2 separate regions of the Homo sapiens genome follow, and region 1 is linked to region 2. A link is a loop called in an ENCODE intact Hi-C map of the cell type or tissue named here. Cell type or tissue: PC-3. All regions are shown on one strand. Each heading gives the region's core, and the rest is flanking DNA. Links, peaks and the distances in the headings are about the cores only.

Evidence for each region. A loop is a pair of places that touch in the nucleus more often than their neighbours do. Peaks named below come from ENCODE experiments on the same cell type or tissue, not always from the same donor. Only the 100,000 strongest peaks of a DNase experiment are listed, where the experiment ranks them.
Region 1: it touches region 2 in a loop (4-fold over the local background); 3 of 110 quality-filtered maps call a loop at or near these places.

The regions. Positions count from the first base shown.
Region 1 is chr4:123,095,190-123,098,013 of GRCh38, reverse strand. The region is part of intron 14 of AFG2A (AAA ATPase AFG2A); the gene reads right to left. Among named protein-coding and RNA genes, the nearest start is that of AFG2A, 170 kb to the right of the region's middle. In PC-3, for the core only: a CTCF peak has its summit at 1,798; no DNase peak of the experiment used is centred there.
Region 2 is chr4:122,929,467-122,932,290 of GRCh38, reverse strand. The region is part of intron 3 of AFG2A (AAA ATPase AFG2A); the gene reads right to left. Among named protein-coding and RNA genes, the nearest start is that of AFG2A, 7.8 kb to the right of the region's middle. In PC-3, for the core only: a CTCF peak has its summit at 1,219 (motif pointing right); no DNase peak of the experiment used is centred there.

The DNA.
Region 1 (2,824 bases), core at 266-2,765, 170 kb before region 2:
TGTGGATGTGTTCTAATAAAGCTTTATTTATGAGGACTGAAAGCTGAATTTCATATAATTTTCATATGTCACAAAAAACCACTTTTAAAGTATTTTCCTAATCATTTAAATATGTAAACACTATTCTTAGACAATGGGATATGCAAAACCAGTTGGTGGGTCACGTTTGGCCTAAAGGCCATGGTCTGCCAACCCTTGAGATAAAGCGTCTTTATCTTATGAACATCGAAATGAAGTAAGACCCACATATGCATACAACCTCTCACCAGTCTCTCTTCTCTGATCTCTCCCAATTCTCTATCCCCAAAGCCAAAACTTGGAAGGGGCTGCCATAGAAGATAAGAATAATAACTGTCATAGAAGTTAAAACACCTGGAGTTTTAAAAACAAACAAAAGAAGAATCCAGCAACAATAACAAAAACACTTATGAGAGTCTTGTGTAAAGATGGCAAAGCTGAAATTGGAAAACAACCGTACAGGACGCTTTCCAGCTTTAATCTTAATATGGCTCACCAAAGACTATTCACATCATTTTGATAAACAATGTGAAAGATTAATAGGCATCCATTCCTTAAATACTTTTGGGAAAGTAAAGAATTATGATTCATTTGAACTATTAATGTCAATTAGTCCTTGCAGCTTTTTTTTTTTAGTTCTGACTTAGCTAAGAAGAGTAATATTAGAAGAGCAATAGTTATAACTAGGAAAAATGGAGAATGAAGAAACATTTGTAGCCTTTCTTCTGAGGGTATTTTTGGAATACTAGTCATTTGAATATCGAAAGATACGTATATTTAGCTTTTTATTTGTGGACATTCCTAAATATTGTTAATTAACTTTTCCCCATGTCATAAAACTTTCTAGAAAACTAAATTTTAAGCTGGATGCTGTGGTGCACACCTATAATCTTAGCTACTTGGGAGGCTGAGGCAGGAGATTGCTTGAGTCCAAAGGTTTAAGGCTGCACAACTTAATGATCTGTGAATAGACACTGCACTTCAGCCTGGCAAAACAGCCAGACCTGCATCTCAAAACAAACAAACAACAAAACCCAACTTCAATTTGCAACAATGTAAGAAAACAAAATGTTATGTCTTATTTAGCTCATTAAGCACATTTCCTCTTCCAGAAAAACTGTAAGGAAAATTAATGCCAATTTACTACCTCCATGAGTCTAACACAACAATAGAAAATAATCCTGAAACCAAAATTATTTAAGACTTCTACATATCTTTCACAATTTTTCTCAATTGGGCAATCTTTTCCATAGATGGCTTAAAGTAAAATTTTTGAAGTCCTTCAAATTTCCTACTACAAGAAAACTAGGTTTATACGCTAGGGATAATGCTTATAATTTAATAGTTCTTATTAGGAGCTTGTTATATAGTAGGTATCCGTACTAAAAGTACCCAAATAAACTGAATTCAAAGATATTCACAGAATTAAAACTATTTTGAGGCATGCTTATCACCCGAGAAAGAAGACATGATCATGTTTTCCTTAAGATTCAACACAAATGTATAAAATGTCATGGACTGGACACTTCTAAAGGGGCCACACAGCAGTTGTTAACAATGAACAACATAAATTCCAAAAGTTTGGGCATTTAACTATTATTTGGGCATCATTAATAAATTAGTTGTTTGTTTCTAAACTCTCCTGATGCTAAGCAAATCCAGACCATCAGCAATCAATCTAAAGACAATGAGCCTACTTGATATCACACAATCTCATTAATCTTCATCTGTCCTACCGCATCCTATCACTCTTACGCAAAATGAACACTAGAGGACTCAACTTCAACTTCTCTTCACTATCTAAGCAGGAGGTAGAAAAAAGCCTCGGGGACTTAGGGACATCACAAGCAATTATTTCACCAGCCTAGTGTGCTACATCACAGCAAATGAGTCTGACATGTAAATGTGACATAGCAAGGAGTAAAATAACGCAGTTCTTGAGCTATGTGTCTCACTGTCTTTGCTAAAACACCAGAATCCCCAAGAAACTTTGGCTTTAGTCTCCCCAGAAGACATGAAACTGAAATACTGTCAAAAAGAGACACTAAATATGCACAACACATGGGTAACATAATGATATCAATTTCACTCCTGTGACAGTCCAGGAATTCTCCTTGTTTTAACATACTAACCTAAAATCATCATAACATAGAGGTTGTGGGGTAAGAGGCAACAAGATTGTAAAATATGCTAGCTAATTTAAAAGGCCAAATGCCTGGATTTAATGTAGCCAAAATTACACTATATATATCAATTTCTTTGACCCTACAATGATCTTTTTTTTTAATCAGTTTTAGCCTAAAAACATAAAATGTACTTTAACTCTTCGTCGCCTCTTTTATTCCTACTACAGTTTCTTCCAGACAATAAAGATGGTAAAAACTGTGTCTTTACTTCATAACAGGATGTTGTTGTTTTAATTGTCCTTAAAACTGTTTTGTTTCTACCAGCACATTCATGGCACAGTTTGAACATTACGTGCTAATCATACAAGTGTGGAAACAACTTTATAGTACTATTAAACAATATAAGTAATGTTCCACAGTAGTTCTTCAGAGAAAAAGTATCTGGAAAGGAAACAGACTTAAAATTTTACTGCATATTCTCTTGTATTTCACAAACTTTAGAGAACTTGACAAGGACATACACTTTTGATACAGTATATATCATCTGAGTAGTAACAAAAGTATAGTTAAAAAAAATTCATGTTCCACAGGGAGTTCTACCTGAAAGAGAAATGAATTAAATATTAAACTTTTTTATAATTATCACTAAATACTGAAGGCACTTTCCCCACCATAACTAC
Region 2 (2,824 bases), core at 252-2,751:
ACTTTTTTTTTTTTTTGAGATGAGGTCTCGCTCTGTCACCCAGGCTGGAGTGCGGTGGTGTGATCTCAGCTCACTGCAACCTCCACCTCACAGGCTCAAGTGATCCTCCCACCTCAGCCTCTGGAGTAGCTGGGAACACAGGCGCTCACCACCACGCTCAGCTAATTTTTATACATATATATTTTTTGTAGAGGCGGTGTTTCACCATGTTTCCCAGGCTGGTCTCGAACTCCTAAGTTCAGGCGATCCACCCACCTCAGCCTCCCAAAGTGCTGGGATTACAGGCGTGAGCCACTGCGTCTGGCTTCCAATCACTTTTATCAGTAATAATACAATATAGTCAATCCTCAATACCTGTGGATGCTGTATTTGCAAATTTACCAACTCCCAAAAACTTATGTGTACCCCAAAATCAATACTCACAGAGCATTTGTGGTCATTAGTGACATGGAAGAGCAGCAAAAAATTTGGGTGACCCAACACCCATGTTACCATGTAGGATGAGGTGACACTCTGCCTTGTTTCAGCTTTCATTCAGAGATGACCAGAGAATGGAAGTGATAGGGGACACAGCAGTGTAGTGAAGAAGCTCCAGGCCTGGGGTCAGTTGGAGGGAGTGTGAATCCCAGCACTAGCACCTCAGGCAAGTCCCTTAACATTTCTAACACTTCTAAATCTCCTCTTCTGTTTTGTAAAATAAAGAAAATAAAATCTACCAGAAAGAATTACTTTGGAGTTTTAAGGTTATAATCTATGTAAAATGTGTGTGTATGTATATATATTATATATATACATACGCTACATATATTGTGTGTGTTGCATGTATGTATATACACACACATACGTATTTCCCTCTAGGAGAAATGGTTCAGTATTTGCTAACGGTGTTCAAGGCAACTTTAATAGAACATAACTAACCACAAATAATGAGAATCAACTATATATTCATATAAAAGAGAGAACAAGAGAGAAATACAATGAGGGGGAAATTTCATGAATCAAATATATGTATAAACTAATGAGAAAATTGCATGTATCTCCTTAAATGCTTACATTTACTTTTGTTTATGGAACTCTAAACCAAGTTATACTTAAATTGCTTTTGTTAAACTCTGAATAGAAGGTATTTACAAATACATGTAAAAACAGTAAAAATATCAAACCAATTTTGCTTTTAAAAAAATAATAGTTGCACATAAAATAATTTCCACTAGAAGGAGCTCTAACATTACTATTAATAATAAAATCTTACAGTTGCAACTGAAGGATTTAAGCAGACTAAAATGACTGATTTTCCCAACTGGAAGTTAACTTTCTTGTCTATACTCTGCTGCCACATTTAAAACATAAGATTTTTTAAAACATAAGATTTTTTAAAACAAAATTTTAAAACCTGAGCTTTCATTTAAAACATATCCAGTCCTCTCTAATAAGCAATCATTACTCACCTAAGACTGCTGTGCGCTCAAGAGGTCTGACTAGTTTGTAGGTCATCATAAATGCTAATTCCAGTCAACGAATTACTGCTACCTGTAGCACCATTTTAAGACATAGTCTGAGGAATAATCCAGTTTAATCTCAACAGTACTATTAACTACCTCATAAAATATTAGGCAAGTTCTCCTCAGACTATTTCATCTGTTTAAAAAGAAAAGGGTAACTGTGTGTGTGTGTATACATACATGCAATATATACAAAGCTTCTGTATACAGCCGGTACTCAACATATTGTCTCCTGTCCCTTCTGCTTTTTATTGTTCATTAAACTGTTACTATAAGCTCTGAAAACATTCTCCTGTTATAAAGGAAAAAATATGCCAAAACTCAAGTCTAAAATCTACAATAGTAGCAAAAGAGAACATATTAAAATCAAGCTGATGACTAGAAAATGGTTTGTAATTCTCACATATAATGTAAACACATCCCCCAAACTATTACTAAGGTGACATTAAAGTATAAAAAGATGCTTTTTGTAAATGATTTTTGAGAAGACTTGTATATGCAAACCAAGTCGATATCCTATTAGATAATAGAATATCCAGGAGGATGGATGATATACCTTAACTACCTTGATAGGTAGATTCAAACAATTACCCTGTGGTGAGGGATTATTTTAAAATCTGATAGTAATGACGGTTTGTTTTACTAAATCGAATAATCAACAAGTTAAAATATACAATCAGGTTCTTTGCTTGCATAGTCTTAATTAAAACTTGTTTCTGTTTGACTCACAGTAATCTACTCTTTTCTTTACAACTGTAAAATAAGAAGCCCTGATTACACTGCAAGTCAAGGTGAAAAACACTGCTAAATATGCATCAATGAAAATTACTCTCACCTAAAATGTCAGGGCACACTCTAATCATGGAAAATCAAAGTCCTTAGTCTATAAATTATATAGCACTCATTTAGCTTGGGTTGTCTAATATAACACAAGTGGCCACTAGCCACTCAGCACATGTAGCTATCAAATGTTTAAAATGGGGCTAGTCCAAACTGTGATGTGCTACAAGTGTAACATACACATTGATTTTGAAGACTTAGCTTGAAAAAAAGGATGCAAAATATCTTATTGGTAACTTTTTTTTTCTTTGAGACACAGTCTCACTCTGTCACCCAGGCTGGAGTGCAGTGGCGCGATCCCAGCTCACTGCAATCTCCACCTCCCAGGCTCAAGCAATCCTCCTGTCTCAGCCTCCCAAATAGTTGGGACTACAGGTACACACCACCATGCCCAGAAATTTTCTTTTTTGTATTTTTTGTAGAGACAGGGTTTTGCCATGTTGCTCAGGTTGGTCTTGAACTCCTGAGCTCAAGTAATCCAC